Regions from separate parts of the Mus musculus genome. Here region 1 is linked to region 2. Evidence: chromatin loops called from intact Hi-C (ENCODE). Cell type or tissue: heart. All regions are shown on one strand. Links, peaks and the distances in the headings refer to the core of each region. The heading gives the core; the rest is flanking DNA.

Evidence for each region. Peaks named below come from ENCODE experiments on the same cell type or tissue, not always from the same donor. Only the 100,000 strongest peaks of a DNase experiment are listed, where the experiment ranks them.
Region 1: a loop joins it to region 2, with 7 times the contacts of the local background. A loop is called at or near these places in 9 of 42 quality-filtered maps.

What each region holds. Positions count from the first base shown.
Region 1 is chr7:141,173,208-141,180,290 of GRCm38, forward strand. It overlaps Gm51459 (a long non-coding RNA gene), which reads right to left. Exons shown (of 3, transcript XR_003946684.1): 2 at 6,673-6,770; 3 at 5,440-5,700. It also overlaps the pseudogene Gm5905. Among named protein-coding and RNA genes, the nearest start is that of Gm51459, 6.9 kb to the right of the region's middle. In heart, for the core only: CTCF peaks have their summits at 2,041 (motif pointing left) and 3,176 (motif pointing left); a DNase peak (open chromatin) is centred at 3,174; H3K27me3 peaks cover 1,063 bases.
Region 2 is chr7:141,045,559-141,052,641 of GRCm38, forward strand. No RefSeq gene overlaps it. Among named protein-coding and RNA genes, the nearest start is that of B4galnt4, 12 kb to the right of the region's middle. In heart, for the core only: CTCF peaks have their summits at 1,869, 2,875 (motif pointing left) and 3,474 (motif pointing left); DNase peaks (open chromatin) are centred at 1,903, 2,413, 2,863, 3,543 and 1 weaker place; H3K4me3 peaks cover 1,408 bases; H3K27ac peaks cover 1,347 bases; H3K27me3 peaks cover 913 bases.

The sequences.
Region 1 (7,083 bases), core at 631-5,630, 130 kb after region 2:
CCTTTGCCTCCCTGGGCTCTGGGATTACCCTGCCTTTCTTGATTATTTCTATTTGAACAAATATGAACAAACTATGTGGCCACCACATCTGGTCTCTGGATTATTTTATTTTTTTGTTTGTGTGTGCCGTGTATGTGTGCCTGTTTTGAGAGCATAGGAGGCAGACATCCAGTGACCTGCCTGACCGCATTCCACCCCGTTCCCTTCAGACAGAGTCTCTCATTGTCTTACTTTTCTACTGCTGTGCAATACCATGTTCAAGGCAACTTATAAAGGACAGATTTTAAACTTGTGTGTTGCAGAAGGTGAGTTCCTAATCACCATAGATGGGGGCATAGCAAACAGGGAGCCAGCCAGGCCTGCCTGCCTCAAGATGTAGCTGAGAGTTTATATCCTCATCTATAAGTAGGAGGCAGAGAGACACACAGGAAACCTCACAGCCCAGTGGAACACCTTCAACAAGGAGGTGGAAACTGATTTTGTTTACTAGGCAAATTGAAAATGGGTCAGCCTACAATCCTGTGGTCTAGATGAAGACACTGGCACATTGATTGCGTTACTAGCATTTGTTGTAGACCAGGATGGTCTTAAGAAACGTAGGGTGCCTGCCTACAGATGTGATGTCACAGGACCTAATAGCAGGAAAAGTTCCTGAGAGAAGACTTGGGAAGAAGCAGGAGATGGCTCACTTGAGAAAGTCACTTGTCATCAAGTCCAACAAGCTAGTTCTGTTATGGAAGCCCACATGAAGGGGAAAGAAAACTGACTAGAGTTGTCCTCTGATCTCCCCTCAGACTGTGGCATGCCCACACCCGTACACATTCATACACAAAGAATTAAATAAATGTTAAAGAGGAATTAAAAAGAAACAGGTGAAATCTTCATTAAGTCAGTATGTCCAAAATATCCTTTCTGAATGTAATCAGTATTTTTAAATTAAATTGAACGTAATTGTTCACATTCTTTCATACTCAATACTTGAGGCCCTATGGTTATATTGCTCTTGAGATATCTCAGTTCAGGTGAGCCATATTTCCAATGCTCAATGTCTCATGGGATTTTTTCCTTAATATGTTTATTTTTTAATTTTATATCTTCTATTACATTCTCATAATTTGAGGAAGTAGACATGTGTGGGCAGATATAACTGGTAGAATCCAGGGCCTGGAGAGATGACTCAAGGGTTAAAGGCACTAGTTGCTCTTCGAGGGGACCTAAGTTTGATTCCCAGCAACCACATGGTGGCTCACAACCATCTATAACAGGATCTGATGCCCTCTTCTGTCACACAAACATACATGCAAGTAGACATAGATAAATATTTAAAAACAAAACACACAAAACCAGGTAGAATTCAGAAGTGAAACAGGGTGCCCTTTTGGAATGGGGACAGCAGAGGGGTAAGATGTAGCTGCTAGAGTTTCCCCAGTATCATGGCGGATCTGCAAGGATTCAACACCTGCGGAATCAGATTTTAATAAGGCTTACAAGATTAGGTTTTATTTGTTGCATACAGAGGTTGAGTTACCATTGTTTCTGAACTAAGTTTGGGTTGCATTTTCCTTCACGGTGGCTCCTCTGAGTTTAAGAGAGAAAGAAAATAAAAAATGAATATTCGCCAAGCAGTGGTGGTGCACGCCCTTAATCCCAGCATTTGGTGGGCAGAGGCAGGCAGATTTCTGAGTTTGAGGCCAGCCTGGTCTACAAAGTGAGTTCCAGGACAGCAGGGCTACACAGAGCTACCTGCAGCATCCCACGCTTCAGCCATCTGGACAACCAGCAAGCCTCTTCTGCACACATTTCACCTAACAATTCCTAAACAGCAATTTGCAGACTTTGTGAAGTAACTACTAACAATTCAATCCAAATTACTGACAAGTTGTAGAGGAATATTATACAATGCTGTTATTTGATTTTCATTACATAAAATACAAATAAATTTAGAAGGGGCTGGAGAGATGGCTCAGCGGGTAAAAACACTGACTGCTCTTCCAAAGATCCTGAGTTCAAATCCCAGCAACCACATGGTGGCTCACAACCACACGTAATGAGATTTGATGCCCTCTTCTGGCGTGTTTGAAGACAGCTACAGTGTTCTTATGTAAAATAATAAATAAACCAAATAAATAAATAAATTTAGAAAACACAGCTTCAAGTCCTCAATGTAACAAATGGCATGTTAAAATCTGAAGTTCACAAATTTTAACTGTACTTCTCGGAATACCCAAGATACAATTCACAGACTGTATGAAGCTCAAGAAGAAGAAAGACCAAAGTGTGGATGCATCAGTGCTTCTTAGAAGGGGGAACAAAATACTCACAGAAGGAAATATGGAGACAAAATGTGGAGCAGAGACTGACGGAAAGGCAATCCAGAAACTGCTCCACCTGGGGATCCATCCCAAATACAGACTGCAAACCCAGACCCTATTGTAGATGCCGGGAAGTGCTTGCTGCCAGAGCCTGACAAATACAGCGGCGGATGCTCACAGCCAAGCATTGGACTGAGTGTGGGATCCCTGATGGAGGAGTTGGAGAAGGGACTGAAGGAGTTGGTGGAGTTTGCAGCCCCATGGGGGTTAGCAACAGTGTCAACCAGCCAGACCCTCCAGAGCTCCCGGGAACTGGACCACCAACCAAAGAGTGCACGTGGAGGGACCCATGGCTCTGGCCACTTAGGTGGCAGAGGATGGCTTTTTTGGACATCAGGGGGGAGGAGCGGCCCTTAGTCCTGTGAGGGTTCGATGTCCCAGTGTAGGAGAATGCCAGTGTAGGAAACCAGGAGTGGGTGGGTGGATGGGGGAGCACCCTCATAGAGGCAGGGGGAGGGAGGATGGGATAGGGGGTTTCTGGAGGGAGACCTGGCAAGGGGATAAGATTTGAAATGTAAACAAAGAAAATATCCAACAAAGAAAAAAATTTAAACATTAATAGAAAGAGAGAGAGAGAGAGAGAGAGAGAGAGGAAGGAAGGAAGGAAAGAAAGAAAGAAAGAAAGAAAGAAAGAAAGAAAGAAAGAAAGAAAGAAAGAAAGAAAGAAAGAAAGAAAGAAAGAAAGAAAGAAAGAAAGAAAGAAAAAATGCAACACAGCGCTGCTTCTGTGCTCTTTACTATTAATGAAGCCATTTCAGGAGCAGGACCAGCTGTAAAGGGCTCTGGCTCCCTCTAGTGGACGCCAGCTGGCAACATTCAAGGACGATGAGTCCTGCTGAACATGAAGCTGAACATCCAGGAGAGGAAAGGTCCGTCGCTGAAAACCCACCCAGGCTGCCCGTGAAAGTGGGAATACTAGAAATAAATCATGAAGTTCATGCCCCGATCCATCAGAAACCTCGGAGGATCCTCAGCTTGACAGGTGAATGGTCCACAGAGGCCACGGCAGCACCCACAGCTGTTCTCCAGTGGCTGAGCTGAGTGGTATTTGCTATAGTGGGACTGTGGAATTCTGGAGATGTGGAAAGGTATTCTTTCAAGAAACCAGAACACACCTGCTCTCAACATTTCGGGGCTATCACCCTCTGAAATCCAATAAGACAGCTTTCTTTAAAAAAGACTTTTTGGGGAAATGGGGGTCGTGGGGGTGGGCAGAAAGATGGCTCAGAGGTTAAGAGCACTTCCAGAGGTCCTGAGTTCAATTCCCAGCAACCTATGATTGCTCACAACCATCTGTAATGAGATCTGATGCACTCTTCTGGTGTGTCTGAGAGAGCTACAGTGCAGTTATATATATAGAATTTTGTTTTGTTTTGGTTTTTGTTTTTTGAGAGAAGGTGTCTCTGTATAGCCCTGGCTGTCCTGGAACTCACTTTGTAGACCCGGCTGGCCCGGAACTCAGAAATCTGCCTGCCTCTGCCTTCCAAGTGCTGGGATTAAAGGCATATGCCACCACGCCTGGCTCCATATATAGAATTTTAAAAAATCTTTAAAATATATATTTCAGATAGGAATGATACACATGCTAAAATAAATCTTAAAGAACACATGTACAAATCATAAAAATAGGGGCTGGAGAGATGGCTCAGCTGCTAAGAGGACCCATCTTTAGTTCCCAGCACCCACTGAGGGTAGCTCACAACCATCTGTACAGCTCAGGTGTCCCCATACCCTCTTCTGATTTCCAAGGGCACCTGCACACATGGCACACACACACACAAAATCATAAATAAATAAATAAGAATAAGGAGCTAGAGAGATGGCTCAGTAGTTAGAAGTACTTAATGATTTTCTAGAGAATTCAAGTTGTTTCCCACACTGCTGCCAGACAACTTAACTGCTTCGGGGAATCTAACATGTGTGGCCTCAGACAGCTACACCCACACACATACACACCCTTACAAATAATAGAAATTAATCTTTTAAAGTTAAGGGCCGGAGAGACAGGCCAGTGGGTAAGAGTTTTTCTGGTCTTCCAGAGGATCCGGGTTTGATGGTGGGTCGCAACCATCTGTAACTCCAGTCCCAGGGGATTGCATGCCCTCTTCTGACTTCAGGCACCAAGCATGTATGAGGTGAGCAGACATATATAACAAGCATATAAACCACATGTAGACACAAAATAATAAGTCTAAAATATCTTTTAAAAGTTAAAGTTAAATCTTTTTTTTTTTTTTTTAGTATCAATTCTTTTTTATTTTTCAGCTGGAAAACTAGACAATCCTCCAGTTCAGCCAAGTATTAATTAATCCTCTTCCTCATCATCACCAGCTCCAGCCCCGCCCTGGCCTTTCTTGGCATTCTTCCTCTTCATTCGCCCTAGACGGCCGCCACCATAAGGAGAACGGAGGGAGAAGTTGATGTGCTTCTGAGAGTCCAGGCGAACAATGAAGGATGGGATGTTCACCACCTGCTTGCGGACCCTAATGTGACGTTGGCGGATGAGCACACGGGCATGGTGAATAGATTTGGCCAGGCCCAGCTTAAAGACCTGGGTCTGCAGCCGCCTCTCCAAGAAATCCTCAATCTTCAGGCCCAGGATGTAATCCAGCTTCATCTTGCCCTCGTCCAGCACCCCAATGCGAACAAGCCGCCGCAGGAGAGCATTGCCTTCAAACAGAGGCATCCTTCTCGTCCAGCGTCAACAGCTCCCGGGCCGCCTTATGGATCTTGGCCAGGGTAAACTTGACCCTCCAAACCTCACGTTTGTTCCAGAGTCCATACTCTCCAATCAACTTTAGCTCCTGGTCGAGACGCGATTTCTCGAAGGGTCTCCGTGGGGTCACATAGGTTTTGCAACAAACCCAGCTTCTGGCGACCGGCATGTTGACCTCGCTAGGCTGGCTGCGCCTACGAACTCAGGCCCGAGACAAAGAGCAAAGTTAAATCTTTTGATAAGAGGAAAAATAAAAGATCAACCATAGTCTCATTATTCCATCCTCCTCCTCCTCCTCTTCCTCACTCCCTCCCTTCCCTTCTTTCTTTTTTCCTTTCTTCTTTCTTCTCCTCCTCCTTATTCTCCTTCTCCTCCTTCTCCTTCTTCTTCCCCCCTCCTCCTTTCTTCCTTTTAAAGACAGAATCTTTCTGCATACCCTGGCTATCTTTCAACTCACTATGTAGACCCCAACTGTAGAGATCCACCTACCTCTGCCTCCTGAATGCCGGGACTGAAGGTGTGCACCGCCATGTCCAACTCCATGGGATAGGTTCTCAGGTGTTGCTGCATGCATTTGGCCAAGCATGCTGATGTACGCCTTTCATCTCAGCCCTGGGAAACAAGAGACAAGAAGGTCTCTGTGAGTTTAGGACAAGCCACATGCCCATGGGAACATCCTGTCTCAAAACTACTTCTTAGAGAAAACTTGGTATGCGAGCAGGCACACAGATGAGTTTTGTTGCATATTTCAAACATAGAATGTATGCATGTTTATATGAACATGTATGTTCATATACATGTGAGGCTTGAGATGGCCTTGAAGTTACCCTCAGGAGCACCATCAATCCTAGTCTCTGAATTTATAAAGCAAGTGAGTGCTGTACCGGCTGAGCCACCCCTCCAGCCCAGCATAATGTGTGTGTGTGTGTGTTTTACTTATTTATTTACTTTGAGTTTTTTGTGGAGTGGGAGGCTAGGGGAGCAGGGTCTCTCTATGTAGCCCTGTCAAGGAACTCACTATTGACCACGTTGGCCTCAAACCTACAAAGATCTGCCTCCCACCACACCTGGCTCAGACAAGCTTTAATGGGTGCTGTGCATCCTCCTGCAGGCTACTTACTCTGAACAATAAAATGTGGGGTGAGATCTGTCCATGTTAATAGATGTTTATTCATTTCAACAACTGTAAAATATTCTATTGCATAAATATACAAACATTTAGTAAGTTCTTTTACTCCTGGTTTGTCTGATTTTTTTTTTCTCCTGCAGCAAATACACTTTACGTTTCTCTGTATCCTTGTTGGGTCACAGCATACATGATCATCTCATTCTGTCACCCCAAACGGCATAAGAATCCACCTTCCCAGGGCTGGAGTGATGGCTCAGTGGTTAAGAGCACTTATTGCGCCAGGCGGTGGTGGCGCACGCCTTTAATCCCAGCACTTGGGAGGCAGAGATAGGCAAATTTCTGAGTTCGATGCCAGCCTGGTCTACAGAGTGAGTTCCAGGACAGCCAGGGCTACACAGTGAAACCCTGTCTCGAAAAAAAAAAAACACAAAACAAACAAACAAAAGAGCACTTACTGCTTCTCTGGACCTGGGTTCACTTCCTAGAACTCACATGATGGTTCACAGCTGCCCCTAACTCCAGTTCCATGGGATCTGACACCCTCTTCTGGCCTCTGTGGGGACCAAGTGTGCATTTGGTACAAATATACACATGCAGACAAACAGTCATATCAAACAAACAAACAAACAATAAATAAATAAATGAATAAAATCTTTTTATAATTCACCTCCCCAACACGTCAGATCTTCCGTAGTTGGCTGACAGTCTCAATCTTGAAAGAGCTGAGCATGACAGCACACACTTGTTCCTTCCCAGCATTTGGGAGTACAAGGCCAACCTGGGCTATGTAGTGAATTCCAGGCTAGTCAGAGATATAAAGCAAGTCTCAAGAAAGAAAGAAAGAAAGAAAGAAAGAAAGAAAGAAA
Region 2 (7,083 bases), core at 738-5,737:
AATTTCCTCCCATGGAGTCTCACTGGATGGATAGATAGATAGATAGATAGATAGATAGATAGATAGATAGATAGATAGATAGATAGATAGATAAAGATAGAGATAGCACATATAACCATAGGACCCATGCTTAGCAGTAAATGGCCAACACAAAGGAACTCAATGGTAGTAGACTTTGTCTCATATTGCTTTGTTTGGGCATTTTTACCCTACTGGCTTTTTGCTTGTATAATATGATTTCTGAATTTGTGGTTTTATGGGTTTTATTTGTGTGTACATTTTGTAAAAAAAGATTTATTTATTACTATGCATAAGTACACTGTACCTGTCTTCTGACACACCAGAAGAGGGCATCAGATCTCATTACAGGTGGTTGTGAGCCACCATGTGGTTGCTGGGATTTAAACTCAGGACCTTCGGAAGAGCAGTCACTACTCTTACCTGCTGAGCCATCTCACCACGTGTGTACATTTTTTAATTGTCGTCTTTGAAGATTTGGGGGGCGTTGTTTTAATTTTTTTTAACCTGTTTGTTTTCTAAAGAGAGAGAGAAAGAATGTGGAATTGGATGGTTGGGGAAGATCTGGGAGGAATTTAGGAAGGGGAAACCATGATTAGAATATATTGTAAGAAAATTTTGTTTGTTTGTTTGTTTGTTTGTTTGTTTTTCGAGACAGGGTTTCTTTGTGTAGCTCTGGCTGTCCTGGAACTCACTTTGTAGACCAGGCTGGTCTCGAACTCAGAAATCCACCTGCCTCTGCCTCCCAAGTGCTGGGATTAAAGGCGTGTGCCACCATGCCTGGCTTAAGAAATTTCTTTTTAAAAAGAAATCCAAGAATAAATAAATAAAATAAAAGTGGAGGCCGTAGGATGGTGACCCGAAGACCTTGGGGTTGGTCTTGTGCGCTGCGTAGTGTGCAGGTTTAGATGCTCAGTTCTATCTATGATCAGGTCACAGTCTGTACATGGGCACTGTATTAACCAATGTGCTGTAAAGAATGTCCCCAACAATCTCTGATTGGGTAATAAAAGGCTAGAGCCTGTGACTGGGCAGGAGAGAGAGGAAGGTCGGACTGGAGATCGAGTAAGGAGGGTCTCAGGGTAGGGACCACGAGAGGAAGGACAGAGGATGTGGAAGAAGAATGTCACTACGACACCTCGAGGGAGGATGGACCATGAGCCTGTGGCCAAGAGAAGCTCCCACTGAGGACACACGAAGAACAGAGCAAGATTCAGTTGGCAAATAATGGGTCACTTATCTGGTTGTTAATAGCCTAGCAGGGTTATAATAATTCCAGAACCTGCGTAGCTTAGGCTTGCAGCTTGTCAATAAATTCTGATACCTCTGAGCTGTTTACTCCGGAGCTAAATGGGAGGGAGTGGGGCAGAAATCCCCAAATGCTGGAATTCAATGTGTCTATTGCCACACCCTCTTTGTGCTGTCATGACGATCATACCAAGGGCCTGGTGCATGGTAGGCAAGCCATTGAGACAAAGAACCACAAGTCTGTGAAAGCAAAAGACATAGACTCTCGATTGTGAATAGTGGTGGTAAGCTCTAAGGCTGGCACCAAGAGATAGGGGGTGACTTGTTAGTGGAAGATAAAGGCTGCTGCAAAGAGTGTGCTAACGCTAACTAGCTTTAGTTAGTTTTGTGGCCACAACAGTTTTCTGCTTCAGTGTGCGAAGGATATGGTTCCCAAGAGACACTGTGGTTTCCTGCCTGCAAGGAAAGAGGCCAGAGAGTCCTTTCTGAAGTTACAGCCCTGGAGAGGCCTAAGTCTGAAACAACTCCCATCCCAGCCCCCCTGTGGGAGCCACCACATCTCCAACTGCAAGGGCTTCCGGTCTGATATATGGACCCCACCCGACTCCAAGTTAACAGGGAGTTTGCCAGGTCCTTGGAAGGTGTCAGAAGACAAGAATCTTTGAGTGAGAGCCAAAAGATGTGGCTCCCCCCAACCCCAAGAGGAGTGAGCACCTAACTACATGTCACAGTCCTTCAAAGGGCAGGCAGAGTCTCTTAGGCCAAGGGCAGAAGTTGGGTCCGGACAAACAGAGTGGACATTCTTCCTGGGAGAAAAAGGGTGGCGCTGCCTCCTGTACTCTGGGCCCTTCTTTCTTTCTCTGTAGAGTTAGCGCTCCAGAAGCCTTCACCCCTAGACCTAGCCCTGGATCTCTCTCGACCTCTTCCCAGCTTCTATGCTGTACTCCCCACAGTCCCAGGCCTCTTTCTGCTCCTCCCCATCTTCAGGGATTTCCCCGCCCCTGCCCCCCCCCCCCCCCCCCCCCGCCGTCATCGCTTGGTTACCTACCCCCATTCTCTAAGATCTCCTTCCCTCAACCCCCATTGGCTTGGTCCCCTTCCCAACTAGCTCCACCCTGTAGGCACTGTCACTTCTCGGAAGAGAGGAGGCAGGAAGCTGGGAAGCAGCCAGTCTTCTGTCCTCCCACGTCCCTGCATACCCGGGTGCACTACAGCTCTCCAACTCCAGCTTTCACCCACCCCGCCCTTATCCAAACGGGTTTGCTCCCTGTGTGCCCCTTCCTTGCCTCCGTGTGTTCCCCACACATTCCCACGCACCCCTTCTTTGACCTACAGCGCAATTTTCAGAATGCCACGTTCTCCCATCCCCCTGCCCTCCCGCCCCACGGACCCTGTCCCTTCCTGCTGCCTGGAGACTAGGAACTTCTGCACTCGAGGATACTATAGACATAGCCTCCCGATATTGTTCACCAGGCGCCAAGCACATCAGAAAATGTGCCACCCATTCCCAACACCTCTTCAGAGCATTCTGGCTTCCTAAGCGTAGATCCTGTCCCGGGGCGAGGACCTGAGCACTTCAGGGTCCAAATAGCAGTCTACGGCGCCACCTGGTGGCCATTCTAACAACACGGAATTCATGGGCAGAGGGGCGTAGCCCAGCGGCGGGAACAGTCGGCGGGGGTGGAGGGGAGGGGCAGGTGAAATTACTCAATTTCAAGGAGGGGCTGCCCCAGTAGCTGTCCCTTTCAGTTCCACAGGACTCCAGGCCCCCGAGTTTCATCCAAATGTCCATTTTACTTCTCTTCCAAATGTCAGGCATTCCTGGTTATACTGAAGCCAAAAGCCAGGAACAGTAATTGAAAGATAGGTAGAAATGCAACATGGAGGAAGAGAAGTCAGGGTCCTGCTGGCCCTAGGGTCCGGAGCAGAGTGTAAGGAGCTTAGGGATGGAGAGGATGTAGCCACAGGCAGTTTGGGCACCCCATCCCCACCCCACCCCCGCAAACCTACTCATCTCCAGAAAAAGAGACCCACTAGTTAGGTACAAAACAGAGAAATGGGGCCAGTGGCAGGTTCTAGGCCAGAAAAGGCCCAAAGATGAGCCAAAATGCCTAAATCAAGAACTCAGAAAAACAACGCTCATACACATTATGTCAAAGCAATACAGAACCCAGACAAAAGAGCCCTCTTGTGGTCAAAGCTGAACAATTGCAACAACAAAGATAAGCAAAGGGTGTGTGTTGGAATAGCCAAAAGTATGAAATTAGTATCCCAGAGTCCAGCCCGTGTGACTAAATCAATGGATGGCAATGAGGCTCTCACAAAGAATCCTACACCGAAGCAGCGCAGGTTCCAGCTGAGGCTTTAAACCTCCACTCTTCCTGTTCCTTTCCCAGAGCTAAGCAGAGGTGACCATCCTGAAGAGGCACAACAAACACAGTGCAGTATCAACATCAGCAGTCCTGAGCCACGGAGCAGAACAGATTGACAGTGAGGACTCCAAAGGTGACCTGGGGACATTGCCCAAGCCCCCTGTCTCAGTCCCACCCTGAGGAAAATTATGGGCAGCCCTGGGTGGAGGAAAGCCCTAGTACAGACTGACCTGCCATGCTTTTAACCACCTGAGTCATCAGAGACAGGTTGTCATTGCCTGAGGAGTTGTGGTGACTCAGAGTTATGGAAGAGCCTAGACAGATATCTGGGGCAGAGGAGAACATGGGGAAATATGAAGAAACTGGGGAATATGAATAGACCCATGGACTTCGGTTAAAAATAGTGCATCAGCTTGGGAGTCAGCACGGGTGTCAGTCAGGGCATTGGCTGCACAAGCATGAAGCCCTAAAAGCCAGGCCTGTAACCTGAGCTCTGAGGGGGTGGGAGGCAAAAACTGAAGGATGGCTGGGGCTCCATGGCTAGTCAGACTAACAAACAAACAAACAAACAAAACCAAACAAACCCCAGCAGCCTCCAGGTTCACAAAGAGATCAGGAGAAAAAGACAAAAATGACAGAGAAAGACACTTGATGTCTTCCCTTGGCTCTATGTCTGAGAATGCATGCACTCATACATACCACATGCACACACATACACATCACATGCACATACATGTACCATATGCATACACCACACACAGAGTAATGCATGAATATTACAGCAACAAATACATCACAGGAAAGCAAAACTGGCTTCATACTGCGTATTATGTGTTTGGGATTTCTATACATATAATACTGTTCGTAAAATCGTTACTGTTGGGGGGTGGTCTATGTGGTTGGGGGGCTGGCTATGCTGGGGTTACAAGTGTGGACTACCCTTTGCCTTGATTCCATTGTTCTTGAAAACAGATTTATTTATTTAATCTATATGAGTACACTCTCTTCAGACACCAGAAGAGGGCGTCAGATCCCATTACAGATGGTTGTGAGCCACCATGTGGTTGCTGGGAATTGAACCCAGGTCCTTTGGAAGTGCAGTCAGTGCTCTTAACCGCTGAGCCATCTCTCCAGCCCTTGATTCCATTTTTTTTTTTAATTATTGTCTTGTTTTGTTTTATTTTTCAAGACAGGATTTCTGTATGTAACAGAACCATTGGCTGTCCTGGACTCACTCTGTAGACCAGTCTGGCCTGAAATTCAAGAGATCTGCCTGCCTCTGCCTCCTAAAGGCTGGGATTAAAGGTGTGAGACACCACAACCATCCTTTTTTTTTTTTTTGAGACAAGTTCTTACCATGTAGACTAGGCTGGCTGTACTGGCTGGTTATCAGTGTCGACTTGACACAAGTCTATCAGAGAAAAAGGAGGCTCAGTTGAGAAAAATCCCTCTGTAAGATCCAGTTGTAAGGCATTTTCTCAATTAGTGATTGATGGGGAAGGGTCCAGCCCATTGTGGGCGGTGTCACCCCTTTGCTGATGGTCCAGGGCTCTACAAGAAGTCAGCTGAGTAAACCATGGAAAGTAAGCCACGGGAAACAAGCAGTTAACCAGCATCCTTCCATGGCCTCTGCATCAGCTCCTGCCTCCAGGTTCCAGTCTTGTTTGAGTCCCTGTCCTGATTTTCTCCAGTAATGGACTATGATCTGGAAGTGTAAGCCAAATCAACCCTTTTCCTCCCAACTAGATTTTTGGTAACGGTGCTTTCATCACTTCATCACGGTAACAGAAACCCTAAGACACTGGCCTTGAACGCACAGACATCCATCTGCCTCCGCCTCCCAGGGTCTGAAATCAAAGGCATGCACCACCACACTCAGTTCTCAGTTCTAGTTTGTAAACTGCTATACAAATAAATTTTGTGTTTGTTTACCCAACCCTCCCCTGACTGGGCTCCGGGAAACATGGAAGCCCCTCCCAATTCACAGGGCTCCGAGACTGATTGACAAGGGGTTTTGGAAAGTCCTTGGAGCGCTGGTAATGCTGCCAATGAAGTGGAACTCCAGCAAGGCAGGGCCAAAGGGCCTTCACCGCTAAAGATAAGTGAGGATGATGATCACACTGGGCAGTGGTTAAAGACAAAAAGGACCAGGCCTAATGACACACACCTATAATCCTCACGCTCAGGAGGCTGAAGCGAGCAGATCCTTCCGAACCAGAGGCCATAGAGCTTGGCCAACCACGGTATCAGGGGGCGGGGAGCTAGAGGAGGTCATAGAGCTCGGCCAACCAGGGCATCAGGGGGCGGGGAGCTAGGGGGGAGGCCATAGAGCTCGGCCAACCAGGCTATCAGGGGGCGGGGAGCTAGGGAGGGAGAACCATTCACAGCTAAGAGGGTCGGGGTGAAAGTTCAGGAGGTGAAGTTATGCATGGGGACCCGCGTGTCATCCCTTAAACATAGCGAAAGCTGGTCATGGCCCCTTTCTGTCTCCAGCTCAGAGGAGGCTGCAGTGCAACTTTCTGAATCCCGGTTCATCCAACACCAGCCGCCTCCATCAACCACAATGGGATCAAAGTTGTGTACTTGAGGTGAGGTTGGCGACACATATGCCTGGTCCCGAAGATCAGTCCCTTGGGTCTGTCTCCAAAAACAGTTGGTAATGACGCTGCCAAGGTAACCAGTGACTGGAACAGTCTGAAAATGACAGTGAAACTGACCATCCAGACGGACAGGCCAGCATGGAGGTGATGCCCTCTGCCTCTGTCTTGGCCTGAGCATCAGAGTCTTCAAGGAGCCACCAAGAGACAGAAAGAAGCAGAAGAACATTACACACAGTGGAAGTGTCACTTTTGATTGTCCAGCACATGCAACACTGGTCTTAGAGAACTTTCTGAAAGTATTAAGGAGATCCTGAGTACTGCAGTCTGTAGGCTACCATGTGGATGGGCACCCTGTGACATCAATAGTAGCCTTCTGGGATGGATGCCCAGCTAGCTAACAAGCAACTAGAGAAAATATTTCAACGAAAGACAATCTGGTTATAAATAAGTAAGTAAGTAAATAAATAAATAAGCTGGGCGTGCCACGCTTACAATCGTAGCAGGCAGATCCTGGGGATCAATGGTCAGCCACTCTAGCCTTCCAGGTGAATTCCAGGCCAGTGAGAGACCCTATCTCAAAAAACAAGGTGGATGGCACCTGAGGAGTGACAGCTGAAACTGTCCTCAAGTCTTCACATAGGAACCCATACGTGCATGAGCACACACATTTACCACACACACACACAAACTCAAAATGACTGTCACAGACATCTTTGCTAGCTATTTTATAACAAGATAAAAAAGCGGCCTGCTAAAGTTGCACTTTACCCAGGCCAACTAGAGTTACATGGTAAGAGACACTGTCTCAAAATAAATAAGTAAATAAAAGGAACTGGGACAAAGTG